2 separate regions of the Homo sapiens genome follow, and region 1 is linked to region 2. A link is a loop called in an ENCODE intact Hi-C map of the cell type or tissue named here. Cell type or tissue: chondrocyte. All regions are shown on one strand.

Region 1 (8,000 bases), 660 kb before region 2:
AGGGAGATTATCCCTGGGACTTTGTGGCTCTAGCCAGGTTCTGGGGAGCCCCAGGAGATGTGGCACACAGGTGGGCAGACCAGGGCTCAGCCTGGGCATACTCTTGCCCTTCAGGCCTGCCTGAGTACTCCCCTTCTTCCAGGCCCCCTCTGATCCTGTCCAAGTCAGGGATACTGAGCAAGGCCTGGGGAAAGGGCTGCTCCCCCAGCGTCCCAGATACCCCTCCCTTTTCTCGCTTGTTCCAACATCATTCTCCCCCCAGTCGGGCCATGGGAAGAATGCCGTGTCCTCTGAACTGGGGCCAAGAGTGACAGGTGGCGGCAGTCCCAGCTGCATGGCCCCTGGTGTAAGAGATCCTCTCCTCCGTCCCCGCCTCCACTGCCCACACCCCTGCCTCCGCCTCTGCCCACCCGGCCCAATCCCTTACAACTGCCCAGGACTGCTCCTGAGCAGCCGCTGGGAGACAGACGGCAACCAGGTTGCCCCTCTTTGCTCCAGGTACCTCTCTCCCCTCAGTTAGCAGGCCTCGGCTTCCTGTCTCACTGCAGCCAGACGAGAGGGGAAATTGGACAGCCTGACACACTCCACTCTTGTTTCTGCAGCTAGAAAGACTTGAGTTAGACAAGCAGCAGCACACGCCTCCCTACCTCATGGCGACAGAAAATGGAGCAGTTGAGCTGGGAATTCAGAACCCATCAACAGGTGCCAAGCTGGGGCAGGAGATGGAGGGAGGAGCTTGGGAAGGGGGGTTTTGAATCCAGGACTGGGCAGGTTCCTCAGTGGGAGTTCTGTGCCCCAGCCTTGTTTGCATGGTGCACGGGGGACCCAGAAATCAGAGGAATCTCTGGCTAGGGTTGGGCTGGGTCCAGGGCCTGTATGAAGCCCTTCCTGGAGAGACCAGGAAAATGTGAAGCCACCAGGGATGGCTGCTGGGGATGCACCTAAACAGTCAGGGCAAGGATGATGGGGGCCACCAAGGCCCACCCAAAGGGCTGGAAGCCTCCCACAGAGGCCCTCCAAGGTCGTGGCAGCTCATCTCTAGGGGCCATCAAGTGGCCCCAGAGACTCAGTGGGACAAGCATTTGCAAGTTGTTGCCTGGGTGGGAACCTGGGCCCAGAGCTGGTCTCTGCCCAGCCTGGGTGAGAGGGAAGGAAAGGAGGGTGGATCCTGATGGGTGTCTCACCTCCTCTGCAGACAAGGCACCTAAAGGTCCCACAGGTGAAAGACCCCTGGCTGCAGGGAAAGACCCTGGCCCCCCAGACCCAAAGAAAGCTCCGGATCCACCCACCCTGAAGAAAGATGCCAAAGCCCCTGCCTCAGAGAAAGGGGATGGTACCCTGGCCCAACCCTCAACTAGCAGCCAAGGCCCCAAAGGAGAGGGTGACAGGGGCGGGGGGCCCGCGGAGGGCAGTGCTGGGCCCCCGGCAGCCCTGCCCCAGCAGACTGCGACACCTGAGACCAGCGTCAAGAAGCCCAAGGCTGAGCAGGGAGCCTCAGGCAGCCAGGATCCTGGAAAGCCCAGGGTGGGCAAGAAGGCAGCAGAGGGCCAAGCAGCAGCCAGGAGGGGCTCACCTGCCTTTCTGCATAGCCCCAGCTGTCCTGCCATCATCTCCAGGTGAATATCCCCTCCTGGGAGTGGGGAGGGGTCCTGTGGTTCTGTCCCTAGGGGTCCTGCTTAATTCCCTTGTCTTAGGCATGGTTATCATCACATTCAGTGCTGGGGAGTGTAGTTCTGACATTCAGTTTCCTCTGTCCTGTGAATTGCCTCTACCGCCTTGTCCCCTGCAGAAACCAGAACCCTGCCACAATTCATACAAGACTGGAGTAAGAGAGACCCTCAAAGACTGCCTAGGTTGAACATATCTTCTCTAGGCTTCTGGGGTCCGAAGTTCCCCTTACTCCATGGGCTTGGGTCTAGCCAAGGGCAGGGTTGAGATGGCAGGCAGAAAGGCTAAAGGTGTCAGGCAAAAGGCTGTGTATTTCCTAGGACATCCAGTATTTTCCTGTTCTTCTTAATATAATTATTGGTAAGATATGAAAAGATGACTAATAACCAGATTGGAGGATCATTGATAATATTTTCATAACCATAATATAGCACATGTGTGATGCCATCAGTTATACTTACCTGAATGCTAATGAGGTCATTAATGATATATTGTAAGCCACAATAAGAACATTTACCATATCACTTTGATAATTATGTATCAATTATATCACAACAGATTTTATGAATCAAGAGCTACATAACTCCCTAGTTGTATCCACATGATGATTAACCATATCAACAATCCTATTAATAGTTATTAATGATGTATTAGTGTGTTGGTAGTCAAGATAATGACCACAGCCATGAACATCCCTTAATTTTGTACCAGGTGAATTTGGCTGTATTACACCATGCATTTGGGGTGGGGTTGGATTAGCTCTGCAGATTGCATTGAGACTTGCCTGATGCCACAGGCTGTGGCCGCTGAGGGCTTCACCTCTGTGTTCTCACCTTCTAGTTCTGAGAAGCTGCTGGCCAAGAAGCCCCCAAGCGAGGCATCAGAGCTCACCTTTGAAGGGGTGCCCATGACCCACAGCCCCACGGATCCCAGGCCAGCCAAGGCAGAAGAAGGAAAGAACATCCTGGCAGAGAGCCAGAAGGAAGTGGGAGAGAAAACCCCAGGCCAGGCTGGCCAGGCTAAGATGCAAGGGGACACCTCGAGGGGGATTGAGTTCCAGGCTGTTCCCTCAGAGAAATCCGAGGTGGGGCAGGCCCTCTGTCTCACAGCCAGGGAGGAGGACTGCTTCCAGATTTTGGGTAGGCCAGGGGCAGGTGGGGGCTGGGGCTGCCCTGGGGCCAGGGGGAGGGAAGGGGGCTGTCAGTCCCAAGTCTACCTATTCGGAGGTCTGAACTGCCCTGAGCCAAGCCTTACCCAGGCCCATTCATCTAAGGGTCACACAACTCCAGAAAGTATTCCTTTTTTAACGTATGTTTATTCATTTGTTTATTTGTTTTAAAAGATAGGGTCTTGCTACGTTGCCCAGGCTGGCTTCAAACTCCCAGCCTCAAGTGATCCTCCCACCTTGGCCTCCCGAGTAGCTGGGACTACAGGCGTGTACAACCATACCTGGCTTTCTTCAATCTTATTTTTTAAGATGTATTTTTATTTTTAAATTTAGTATTCCCTTTTGATAGATGGGGAAAGGAAGGCTCAGAAAAAGGAAAATGAAGTGCCCAAACATATCCAGTGAAGACAGGATTTGAACCTGTCAGGCCACCCAGACTCCAGAACCCACTTTTGAGTTTTTTCTACTTTGACTAAAATGAAGTTAAAAAAAAGAAAAATCAGGCAGATTATTGGAGCAACACAAACTCCCTGGGCAATGGAATTTGGAGTCAATCTGTAGAAGGGCTCAAATGCCAGGCTTAGTAGCTAAACTGTATAGTGGGGTGGGGTCGTGGGAGCTATAGAGGGCTCATGCGCTGAGGAGCACAGGTGCCTGTGTGTGGGAGCAGTGACCAAGGAAGCTGGGCATGTGCAATGGGGCAGGACTGTGGAGTGGCCTTCATTGATGATTAGACAAGCAGCCCGTGGCTTGTTCATGGGCTGCAGAGAGCACTGAGTGTGAGTGAGCTTGGCCAGCAGGTGAATAGGGAAAGGGCCTGGGCAGGGGTGCGGCAGGGCTGGGGGTGGGGTGAGATGGGGTCAGGAGAACCCAGAGTGTCCTGACACCCCCCTGCCTCCAGGCTGAAGTGCCCTGGGAGACCCGCCAGCCTGCCTGGTGAGCGGCACCGTGCCACCCAGACAGGGTGGGAGGACCTGGCGGCTGGGCGGCAGCCAGGAGCCCTGCCTCCGCCCCTAGCAGCCGCAGAGACCTCCGCCCCGCCCCGAAATCGCATCCTAGAGTGACAGGATCTGAACCACCTCCAAAGGCCGTTTGATTTATCACCAGCCCGGCTTCCCTGCCGCCTCTTGCTATTTATAAAGAGGTTTCCATTCCTGATGACCGCCTGCCGGCCTGCCAGCCTTCAGGGCGAGCGGTTCCCCACACTTGCCGCTAGGTGGCGCCCTCTCCCCACCAAACAGCACGGTCCCCGGTCCCGCCCCGCCATGGGTGGTCTGGCCAGATTGCGGTGTTATTAGGATGGAGGGTGGGCAGGTCCCACCACCTACCCCATTATTCAGACATAGCAACCCCACTGCCTGGCATTCCGCTTTATAGCTGCTGTGTTTGATTGTTTTTGGTGGAAATGCAGATAGCTTGGGATGGAGTCCTTGTGTCTTATAATGCAGAGGGTCCAAAAAGTCCAAGCTCCCATCCCGTTTGTTCTGCCAGGAGAAGCTGGTCCTCCCTGATAGGAGTGTTGTGTTGGTGGCAGAACTGATATTGGAAACTGGGCCCCATAGCCCCTATCCTGGAGCCAGGTGTCCCCCAGGTATCACTTGGTGAACTTAACTTCCCTAGATGGGGCCCAGGCCAGCAGGAGGGGTGGTGCCAAGGGGAATCCTCAGCAGCCCCTGGCACTGACCATGAGGGCTGTGCTCTGTCCCCCAGATGATTGCCCGCCACCTCCGGCCCCCTTCCCTCACCGCATGGTGGAGCTGAGGACCGGGAATGTCAGCAGTGAATTCAGTATGAACTCCAAGGAGGCGCTCGGAGGGTGAGATCTGGGACCCCAGCTGGGCACTCATGGACAGAGAGTACACCGGGCTCCTGTGGCTTCACATTTCCCCTGTGCAAGGCCCAGACACACACCCCGCTGAGACATGGCCACATGGACATGTTCACCTCTGTGTGGGACACACACTGTGTGCAGCTGTCACATGCTGATGTGCACTCAGTGTTGCTGTCACTTACTCAGACGCACCGTCAGCCATTCAGTGCTTCCGTAGGAAATACACAGCATTTTTCTGTCTGTCTCAGCTCCAGGCACCACACTGACCCCCTCATGGTGATTCCTGCTTTGTAAAAAGCCCTGACTCAGTCTTATACCTCTGCAGATCCTCCCTCTGCCTGAAGGTGCCCTCCCCCAGGGCCCAGGGCCTGCCTGCCCTAAACCTCTAAGGGTCGCATCCCAGGGCCATCCTCCCTACACGCCTGCTCTTCCTGTGCACGTGGTCTGTGTGGTTCAAAGAACCTGCTTCAGCCATTGTCCTGGCAGAACAGCTCACAGCTTCAGGAGGGAGTCAGGGCTGGCTGGGGTGAGTGCTCCCATCTCACCAAAGGGGATCCAGAGGCACCACTGGGTCTGGGACCAAGTTAGGATCAGAGCAAAGGATGCCACTGACCCCGGTGGGCTCTGGGGTCCCCTCACTTACAGCCTCTTCTCTTTCCAGTGGCAAGTTTGGGGCAGTCTGTACCTGCATGGAGAAAGCCACAGGCCTCAAGCTGGCAGCCAAGGTCATCAAGAAACAGACTCCCAAAGACAAGGTAGTGAGGTTGCGGGGGTGGTGGCTGCCCAGGATGGGGAGGGGATCCTTGGAGTGGGCACCTCTCGCCTCCCTCCACCAGCGCTGCTGAACCTGGGGCCTGGTATGGGAGTTTGTTGCAGTGAAAATACTACACAGATAGAGAGATGGATGGACAGCCCTGCAGCAGGGGCCTGAGGACCCTACCCATAACCAGATACTTCAGTTAGTGAACTTATCTGGGGACTTCCCTTTTAGGCATGGGATATTCATGCCCTCTGGTTCAATTCAACAAACACTGATGAGTGTGGGCTCTGGGCCAGGCCCTGTGCTGGGCACTGGGGGTCTGGGAGTGAAGTGGGTGTGGTCTCCACCCTCAGGGAGCTGAAGCCAAGGTAAACAAGCCTGGCCTAGAGCTTTGCCTCTAGTACCCACGGCCTGGGCTGGGTTCAGAGGAGGCCACGAGCAGTGTTTGTTGAAGGAATGAAAGGATGCAGGCAGGTAGAGTGAGGGAGTCTGCTGTGTGAGGAGGTAATAGCAACCTCGTGTGACCACAGCTGTGACTCAGGGAAACTGCGGGGTAGCATTTTGGGGTTCAAGAGAGCTTCTGACTCAGGCCGAGGGGTCAGGGAAGCTTCCTGGACCAGCTGCCTTTTGAGCGAGGGCTTTGAGGAGACGTTCCAGTGGAGAAGGCAGGGGCAGAGTTTCAGGCAGAGGGGACTATGGGAGGAAAGGCTCGAGGGCCAGAGATAGCAGGAGGTGCTGGGGAGTGAGGTTCTGGGCATCCCAGGCAGAAGCCACAGTGTGGGCACAGGCCCGACCCCAGTGAAAGCGTGAGAAGCAGCTCTAGCCGCTGCAGCCCTGGGTCCCCATTATGGCTCTAAGCACACTGGAAGGAGTGCATTTTCTATGTGACAACGTCCTTTTTCGTCTCTTCCACTTACAGGGCCTGGGTCCGTGTTATTGTCTCCTAGGTCCCAGGCCTCTGTCACAGGCTCTGGCTCAGCATAGATGTTCAGTACCTACCTGCGGCTCAATTAACTGGGGCCAGTTTTCAGTTGATAATTATTGAGCACTTCTCTGCCATTCAGTGGGTCAGGGGCTGGGGAAATGTCAGTGACCTAAAAACACCCCTGCCCTCATGGGCTGACATGCTACAGTGGAGGGAGAGACAACTAAAACATAAAGCAAAAAGAAAAAAGAAAAGAAAAGAGAAGAAAAGAAGGCCTGGCATCAGGTACTGAGAAGTGCTAGGAGGGAAAATAAAGCCAGGTAAGGTAGAGGGGGTACAGGGCTGATGGGGGCGCTTTTAGATAGGGAGGTGAGATCAGTCCTCTCTGAGAAAGACATATGTGAGGTGAGAACTGAATGAAGGGGTGGGTAAAGGCAGAAGGGGAGCCATCCTGGCAGTGAAACAAGGGTTAGTGTTTAACCACTGGATCTGGGTAGGGCAGGTGTGGAGAGAGGCCCGATTTACAGCATTTGCCATTTCTCATGGTGTAAGTATTCCTATTATAGCCGATATATCAGCCTACCGATGTGACAGCTGGCTTGCGACTTTCTGAAAGTGACAAATAATGGTGTCTTAAACTAGGAAGGCAGTGGTGGAGGAGGTGCGAATGATTGGATGTATAATCTAGCTTGAAGGTAGATGATGCTGAAGAGTTGGGTCGGAGGTGGGGTGTGAGGGCGCGAGAGTAAGGGAAGAACTTAGGATGGCTCGTAACTTTTTGTCCTGCACCCTTGGGTGAAGCGTGGGGGTACTTTTGCTGCCAGGCAAGCCGAGAGCAACTCAATTGTGGGGAAGGGACGATGTCTAAGGTCTAATTTTGGACATGATAGATTTGAGATGTCTATTAGACAACTAAGGCAAGTAGACAGTTGGAGATATTGGAGTCTAGAATTCAATGGAGTGCTCAGAGGTTGAGATGTATATTTGGAAATTGATGACTTTGGATAAAATGTAAAGTCATGAGACTTTATGCAGATGCCCAGGGAGAGAGCAGAGAGAGGGAAGCGGTGAGGGGGGAGGATGGAGATCTTGGCATGTCAGTACTCAGGAGAAGAGCCGGCAAAAGGAAGATGTCCCAGCAGGCATGACTTGGGAGTGGTGAGGACCACAGATGTGGGGGTGGGGGAGAGAGGAGAGGCAAGGAGGAGGCTGAGCAGTGATCTGGGCAAGGCTAGCAGGCCTGTTCAAGGGTGCGGGTATGGAGGGTGGGTGGCAGGGAGTGATGGTGCCCAGCTGGTACCCTTGACTTCCCTGGTCCCCAGGAAATGGTGTTGCTGGAGATTGAGGTCATGAACCAGCTGAACCACCGCAATCTGATCCAGCTGTATGCAGCCATCGAGACTCCGCATGAGATCGTCCTGTTCATGGAGTAGTGAGTGCCCGAAGTAGTGGTAGGGGCTGGGTGGGGGTACCACCAGGCACGGAGCAAGCCGTGGAGGGGTCTGTGCACACAGCATCGAGGGCGGAGAGCTCTTCGAGAGGATTGTGGATGAGGACTACCATCTGACCGAGGTGGACACCATGGTGTTTGTCAGGCAGATCTGTGACGGGATCCTCTTCATGCACAAGATGAGGGTTTTGCACCTGG
Region 2 (8,000 bases):
CGGGGGGGGGGGAGCAGGCTGGGGTTGCCAGCTGATTCTGGGATAAGTAGGGCTTTATCTCAAGGGAGAATCTATTTCAAGCCACAATCCTTCTCAGAAAGAGGAGGAAATCACAGAGTCCAAACACCATTTCAGGTGAAATCAGGAGGTTATTCATCTCCCCTCAGAGCAGACAGAAAGGAAAATCAATGTTTTAGAGGGGGAAAAAAGGTTCCATTTGAATTAATGGGTTTGTGGCTTCTCCATTGATCTGAGCCTCTTCACACTTTCTTTTTGTGCTTTTGTGCTCTTGGGGAGAGGGGAGGGAGTAGGGAATGGGGAGGAGGGGGTGGGCCTCCCATAAGGAAAAGGACGGTCTAACCTTAACCTTTCTACAGGAATAATGCTAATTAGCGAGGCTTAATGAGAACTTCCCCCAGGAAGCGCAGCCCGGTAGGGGCGGCCGGACTCGGGCAAACGCAGCTCCGGGTGGGAGCAGGGTCACTTCTGCTCCCGAGCGGCTGGAATAAAAATGCGGATTGCACTCCCCCCTCCTCCCTATCCAAAGTGTCCAGCCTTGAAGACAAGGTGGAGGGAGGAGAGAGAGGGCGGAGGTGTAAATCCAACTTAACCCCTGCGCGCGCCCTCGAGGCGGCCGGCTGCCCCCGCCCCGCCGTGTCCCCTCATTAAGGAAGGCCCCTTCGCCAGGGGCCGCCAACGCCCGCGGCTTCCGGTCAGACGGTGCACCTGAGAGGGACACCCCGTCCCCTCCCGGGAGGGACCCGGGCCTGCTGAAGTGGGCTCAACTCTGCAAACCGCGTCTCAACTCCCCGCGCCGCGCCGGGGAACCCCTCCCTGACACTCAACGCTTCCCGTCCTCACATCCCCAAACACAGTCCACTTCCCTTCTCGTGGCGGCCGCGGCAACCCGAGCCCGGCCCCCGCCCCGCCGCCAGAGAACGCCTCCCTCGCCGGGACGCGGTGCCGAGCCCGCTGCACACCGAGCGGCCGTGGCACAATACCGCGGCGCTGCGCGCACAATCACCGCCCCCCAGGACCCGCGGCGCGCACCCCGGGAGTGGGGTGCGCCCCGCGACCCTGGGCGCTCAGGGCCAGACACACCTCTTGGGCGCCCCGCGGCCCCCACAGTGCAGCCTTCATCGCCCCCCCTCCACTCTCGGGCACACTCACCCGCCCCCCGCCCCAGCCCACTCGGCCCAGGGCGCAGCCGCTCCCCCGCGCCCCCTCCCTCAGCCCCGGCAAAGGAAGCTCCCCCTGCGCCCCCCTCCCCAGAACCGCCCCCAGCCCCTCGCCCCCCTAACCGCAGCTCAACGGCCGGCGGCAGCAGCCGGAGAAGGGGGGCGGCGGCCCGGGCCCCGGAAACGGCCCGATCGCCGGGATCCGGGCCGGACTCCGTACCTGGGCTGGAAGCGAGGCGGAGATGGGCGGTCGGGATCCGCGAGTGAGCGGGGCGGGCGGCGGTGACAGCCCCACAGCTCCAGCTGCTGCTGCTGCTGCTGCCGCCGCGGCTGCCCGGGGAGAGGGGCTGGCACCACCGCGGCGCGTCACTGCCCGGCCCGGGGGCGGGGGTGGCCAGGAGGAGGGCCCAGGCGAGCAGCGGCGGCAGCGGCGGCGGCGCCGCGGCCCGGAGGAAGGGGGAGGGGGCACCGGGCACGGGGAGGCGGGAGAGGGGGCGGGACCGGGCACGGGGCGGGGGCGGGGGGGAGGGGAGCGCAGGGAGGGCGCAGGCAGGGGGAGTAGGAGGAGCAGCAGGAGGAGGTGGCGGAGGGGCGGGTGAGAGGGAGGAGTGGGCACGGGGGGAAGGGGAGAGAGGAAAAGGAGGCACCCAGGGAGAGGGGAGAGGAGAAAGGAGGGAGAGAGGCGCGGGGGGAGAAGAGGAGGAAGGAGGGGGAGCTGGGCCAGGTAGGGGGGGATAAGGGCGCGCTGGACGCGCCGCCGTGCGCTTCGGTGGGGAGCGCGCTCTTAAGGGGGAAGCGCTTCGAGGAAGATCCTTGCACGGGGCTGAGCCCGGAAAGAAGGCGCTGGGATCTGTGCCTACCCATCGCTCCCGGAGGCTGCGGTCTCTGGGTCCGGTGGGGGCTGGGGGGAGAGGGCACCCGGCGGGCTGTCTGCGGTCAGGCCAGGAGAGGGAGACTTGGCCCAAATAAAGTGACTCAGGCACCCTCAGGAACTCTCGGCGCCCGGGGCCCCTTCGGGCAGCCTTCGACCCCCATGCGTCTTTCGGGTCCCCAGGGACGCGGGTACTTGTGGGGCGGGGCTGCCGGGCCTCGGGGTTCGGCTCCCCCGGGCGGCCGGAGCGAGACCCCGGGCTGGGAAAGCCAGGCACGTGGCCGGCTCTCGGCCGTACCCCCGCCCCACCCCCACGGCAGGGCCCCCAGTGCTTGATCAAGTTCAAGCTCGAGCTCCTCGGCGCGCTGCCCACCGGCTGCCCCTCCGCGCCCCTCCCCCTTCCCCATCCGCACCGTCTCGCTCTTCACTCTTCCTTTGTCTCTTTCCCACCACTTAGTTTACACCCCCTCCGCCCTCCTCCCCGCCCCCCGCGGGCACCCGAGTGTCCGGGAGGCGCTCACCTGTTCGACCCAAACATCTACGCGACCCCCAGCGCCCGCCGCCCGCGTGCCCGCCCCCGCCCCGCCGCCGGTCATTGTGCTCCGCCAGCCCACACCGGGCCGGGTCCTGACGGCGCGCGAGCCACAGTTGTAAAGTAATAGGATAATCTCGGGGACGTCGCTCCAGCCCAGACCCGGGCACGCACTGTCCGTGGAGACGGCACCGCCGGGGAGGGGAGCCACGCGGATTCCAGATGCGGTCCCCCAGGCGGACAGACCCTTGCCCGGGGCGCAGGAGGAGGCAGGACTGGCATCGCGGGGTGGGAGCCCTGGACCTCCGAGCAACCTCGGACTCGGCCCGAAAAGCAACACTCTCATCACCAAACCGCAGAATTAGACCCCGATGGAGAAAATGGGTCAGGGGATCCATTCCCACCCCACCCCTCCAAATCCAGACCCTCCGCTACCACAGATCAGCCTCGAAAAAAGCTTGTGCTTCAACAAGGATGGGGAACTGCCCTCGTGGAATTCTGTGGGGAAATTGCCAAAAAAAAAAAAAAAAAAAAAAAAAAAAACAACTAAAAAAAAACCCTGATAAGGATCCCACCTCCTGATTCCTCTGGTCGCATCCGAAGAGGAAGGGCAATTTCTACTGACTCTTTACGCTACCATTCATTCACGGTGGAACCAGCAGAGAAGAGAAAACGAGACAGCCACAGCGATTGTTTGCAATTTTGAAACAGACTGCCTTTAACCCTCCAACTTTTTTTCTGTAAAAAGCCTTTTTTCTTTCTTCCTCTGAAAGCTTTGCATTGTGAACAATCCATGGTAAACAAGGCTCCCTCTACAGCCGCGAGTGCGAAGTACAACCCCACAGGTTCAGAGCCCAGCGTTTACCCGTCAGAAAAATAAAATGATGACAAGACATCACATTAGCGCCACGCAGGCTTCCTTCCGCACATGCTCAAGACTCTGCTGTCAATAGAAAACTCACACTTTCTTTTTAAAAGAGGGTTTAGGCACATTTACTCATTTGCACCTTTTATTCCTGAAATCAAATGTGTTTTCAAACCAATTCACTCTCCCCAGTTTACTGGATCTTCTCATCCTTGGTGATGTGGGGCAGGTGGGAGGCTTTATTTATCCACACATGCTGGTGCCCAATAATGATTTTTAGAACGAACTAGTGGCCACAGCTCTTAAGTTCATCCAGGAAATGTGTTTCCAAACGCGGGAACTGTCCATCCTCACTCTGAAAATGAGATAATTCAGACTCAGGATTTCCCTTTCCCCACCACATTTTCAGAGACCTTTGACTTCTCCTGGCCTGAATTACTATTTCACAGCAGTGGTGGACATCTGAGCTTGAAATATAAAGCCAAATACAACTGAAGTTCAAAGGTGGAATTGAACCCAGATAACCCACCTCTTCTCTGACTAATAAAAGAGAGCTAGTACCGCCCAGGAGGGCAGAGCAGTGATTTTCTGTAGGCATGAAACGTGAACTCATTTACTATCCCTGAGATAAAACAGCCCAGCCCTGCTCAACCCACAGAAAACAGTTGAGAGCCCTGCAGAAACCTGGCTGTTGAGCGGCACTGCAAATGAGGTGAGTTTTCATGTGTGTGTGCTGAAGCCCTCAGAAATCTCCCAGATCCTTATTCCTACAGGAGCTGCCACTCCTGGAGTAACCTTGTATAGGTTGTTTTCAGTGTCCTTGTGCCACTCCCCCACTCCTTAAAGTGGCCACAGCATGAGTCCCAATGAGGAATCGGGTGACCTAGTTTCTTGACCACTAATTCTCCCAGTGATGTGTCCCTTCTTCTGGCCCCAGCCTGGTAGGAGACCATGGCAGAGAAAGCTGATCCCATCTGCTTCGGGGGGACAATGCTGCCACAGGTCCCCTCCAGCCTCTGAAGACATTGGGTGCTTTTGTAAACAGATGATTAGGGTATGCTCTGATGGGGCTTTTTAAGCAGCAAACCCCTTTCTTTCATGCAGCTTCCCATATGAAGTAAGCATGTCCCACAAGTGGGGACCTGGCCATGGGACTCTGGTTTGCCATTATTAGGACAAATAGGATCTTAGCGTGACCAGAGCAGACACTGTTCAAGCACGTCAAAACATTAAAAAAAAAAATTATCCCCACAAATGACTTATTAATGACAGAGAAGAAAATGTACCTGCAATGGGGCGATCTGGCAGACACTTCCCAATCAAGTCATCAAATTCAGCAGCCTCCAAAGTGGGGCCACCAGACATGATGTCCTCGGCTCCTGAAGGGAGGCACTGGAAGACACAGCATCACTTGAGCCATGTGCTCCCCCAACATGCTTCACCTGAATCTGCTCCTCAAGAGACAACCAGACAAGAAATCCAGAAAGAGAAACTCCACAACACAACAGTCTTGGACTCTACAAAACATTCATTGTCACTAATTGACTTTCTAAACGATAAGATGAAAGAGAAATAACAGCCGGGTGCAGTGGCTCACACCTGTAATCCCAGCACTTTGGGAGGCCGAGGCGGGTGGATCACCTGAGGTCAGGGGTTCGAGACCAGCCTGGCCAACATGGTGAAACCCAGTCTCTACTAAAAACACAAAATTGGACGGGCGTGGTGGCACACACCTGTAATCCCAGCTACTCGGGAGGCTGGGGTAGGAGAATTGCTTGAACCCAGGAAGCAGAGGTTGCAGTGAGCCGAGATCATACCGTTGCACTCCAGCCTGGGCGACAGGAGCGAAACTCCATCTCAAAAAAAATTAAAGAGAGAGAAATAACAACTAAACTTAATGTGTGACTCTTCTTAGATCCTGTAGAGATGGAATGAGGTGTGGACAAGGGGTGGGGGAGAGGCAGAGGATGGGGGTGGAATGAGGGTGGGGGCCAGGGTGGGCTCTGGGCTGAGTGGTCAGGGAAGAGCTCTCCCAGGAGGAAGCCACTGGGTGTCCTAATCCCCAGAGGGCAGAAGTTGACAGCTGGGTGAAGACCTGGGGGCACTGTCTTCCAGGCAGAGGGAATAGTTGGTGCAAAACTGCTGATGAAAGGAAAGGTGACCAGAGTGCTAGAGCAATGTGGGCCAGGGGGAGGGCAGGAGGGATGAGCATCGGGGGGGCAAACAGGGCCAAGCATGCAACATCCTGAACATCCCCCGTGAGGTGTGTGGGCTTTACACTGGGAGTGAGGAGAGGATGCAATCTGAGTTACGTTTTTAGATCAGGGGAGATGAGATTATAAAGGAGCAGAAGTGATGACAGGGAGGCCAGTGAGGAGGTCTAATGGAAAGAGTATCATCAGATGGAACTAGTTCAAATTCTGGCTCTGACACTAGATGGATGACTTTGGGCACCATACCTAAACCTCTCTAAGCAACAGTTTATTCATCTACATGTGATCCACAGTTTTTGTTTGTTGGTTTTATTTTTTTTTTTTTTTGACCAAATCTTGCTGTGTCACCTAGGCTGGAGTGCAGTGGCACGATCTGGGCTCACTGCATCCTCCACCTCCCTGACTCAAGCCATTCTTGTGTCTCAGCCTCCCAAGTAGCTGGGATTACAGGTGTGTGCCACCATGCCTGGCTAATTTTTGTATTTTTAGTAGAGATGGAGTTTTACCATGTTGTCCAGGCTGGTCTCAAGCTCCTGGACTCAAGTGATCCACCCGCCTTGGCCTTCCAAAGACCCACTATGTTTAACGTGTGTTTAACGTAGCATTTGGCACCAAATTTTCCTCTTTGAGATTACAAACTGTGGTAGACAGTCTCCAAGATGGCCCATGATGACCCTCACCGCCCAGTTTCATACCCTGGTACCATCGCAATGCACAGGGCTGTGGAACCAATGGTGCATTGTGGAAATGAGGGTGTGTGACTGCCAAGGCTAGATCCTAAAAGACATCTTGATCTTTTCCCCAGAGGGAGTACTTGGTAGATGGTAGCTTTTATCATCAGGATTGTACATTTCATAATTGCACAATCGGGGTCACATCCCTCTCTCTAAATGCTACACTAGTTTACTCTGCCACCAGCAATATCTAGCAGCACTCATTTCACTGCACACTTGTCACTGCTTACTATTAGCAATCTCTTTTATCTCTGTCAATCTGAGGGAGGAAGAACAGTGTCTCTTATTTTCCTTTGCTCCTCTTCACTTGGGAATGTAAGTAGATGTTTCTGTGCACTGTGTTTACGGGGCACTTGTATTTCTTTTTCTTTCTTTCTTTTCTTTCTTTCTTTTCCTTCCTTCCTTCCTTCCTTCCTTCCTTCCTTCCTTCCTTCCTTTCTTTCTTTCTTTTTCTTTCTTTCTTTCTTTCTTTTTCTTTCTTTCTTTCTTTCTTTCTTTCTTTCTTTCTTTCTTTCTTTCTTTCTTTCTTTCTTTCTTTCCTCTCTCTTTCTTTCTTTCTGACTAACCTGTTCATATCCTTTGCCCATTTCTCTATTTGAATTGTTGGTCTTTTTTTTTTTTTTTTTTTGGTAAGAACTTTTTGGAAATAAGGAAAATTAATCTTTTGTCATGTATTTTGCAAATATGTTTTCCTTTTGTTGTCTTTTTATTTAGTTTATGACAAGATTTTTTTAGCCATATGGAAATTTTACATTTTTATATCATCTGATTTTTTTTTTTTCCTTTAGGGCTTTAGGGCTTCAGGTTAAAACAAAAGCTTTTTTCCACTCTAAGATTACAAAAGTAATTCACCTATATTTTCTTCTGGAAACTTTATGTCTTCATTACATTTAAATCTTTATTCCATCTTTTATTTATCTCAATATAAGTAATGAAGTGGGGATCTGGCTTATTTTTTTCTAAATGGCTTTCTAAGTGGTGTCAATACCATCTTTTATCTTTTATTTTTTATTTTTGAAACAGGGTCTCACTCTGTTACCCAGACTGAAGTGCAGTGGCATGATCTTGGCTCACTGCAGGCTCAATCCCCTGGACTCAAGCAATCCTCCTGCCTTAGCCTCCCAAAGTGCTGGAATTACAGGCATGTGCCACTGCACCTGGCCTAAATATCATCTTTTAAATAACTCATCTTTATCCACTAATTGGAAATGTCATCTTATACTAATTTTCTATTATGTGTGGATTTGTATTATATTCTGTTGACCTATTCCTGTCTCAGTATTATGGCTTTAAAATATGTTTTCTGGGCCGGGCGCAGTGGCTCACGCCTGTAATCCCAGCACTTTGGGAGGCCGAGGCAGGAGAATGGTGTGAACCTGGGAGGCAGAGCTTGCGGTTAGCCGAGATCATGCCACTGCACTCCAGCCTGGGTGACAGAGTGAGACTCCCTCTCAAATAAATAAATAAATAAATAAGTAAATAAGTTTTCTGGCCTGGCATGGTGACTCACGCCTGTAATCCCAGCATTTTGCGAAGCCGAGGTGGGCAGATCACTTCAGGTCATGAGTTTGAGACCAGCCTGGCCAACATGGTAAAACCCTGTCTCT

The links. Hi-C counts contacts between places; a loop is a spot of excess contacts. Peaks named below come from ENCODE experiments on the same cell type or tissue, not always from the same donor. Only the 100,000 strongest peaks of a DNase experiment are listed, where the experiment ranks them.
Region 1: it touches region 2 in a loop (5-fold over the local background); 2 of 110 quality-filtered maps call a loop at or near these places.

What each region holds. Positions count from the first base shown.
Region 1 is chr20:31,818,931-31,826,930 of GRCh38, forward strand. It overlaps MYLK2 (myosin light chain kinase 2), which reads left to right and starts at 426. Exons shown (of 13, transcript NM_033118.4): 1 at 426-498; 2 at 603-702; 3 at 1,196-1,616; 4 at 2,509-2,807; 5 at 4,547-4,652; 6 at 5,329-5,422; 7 at 7,675-7,784; 8 at 7,867-8,000. The coding sequence starts at 651. RefSeq lists enhancers at 910-1,451, 3,781-3,840, 4,308-4,835, 4,836-5,362, 5,563-6,063 and 1 more and a silencer at 4,141-4,190. In chondrocyte, CTCF peaks have their summits at 3,800 and 4,050 (motif pointing right); DNase peaks (open chromatin) are centred at 251, 3,901, 5,821, 6,001 and 2 weaker places.
Region 2 is chr20:32,481,964-32,489,963 of GRCh38, forward strand. All of the region lies in intron 4 of NOL4L (nucleolar protein 4 like), which reads right to left. It overlaps LOC124904886 (a long non-coding RNA gene), which reads left to right and starts at 4,067. Exons shown (of 2, transcript XR_007067564.1): 1 at 4,067-4,158; 2 at 4,551-5,339. RefSeq lists silencers at 932-1,041, 1,402-1,561. In chondrocyte, CTCF peaks have their summits at 2,127 (motif pointing right), 3,374 and 3,575; DNase peaks (open chromatin) are centred at 1,528, 2,288, 2,358, 2,418 and 1 weaker place.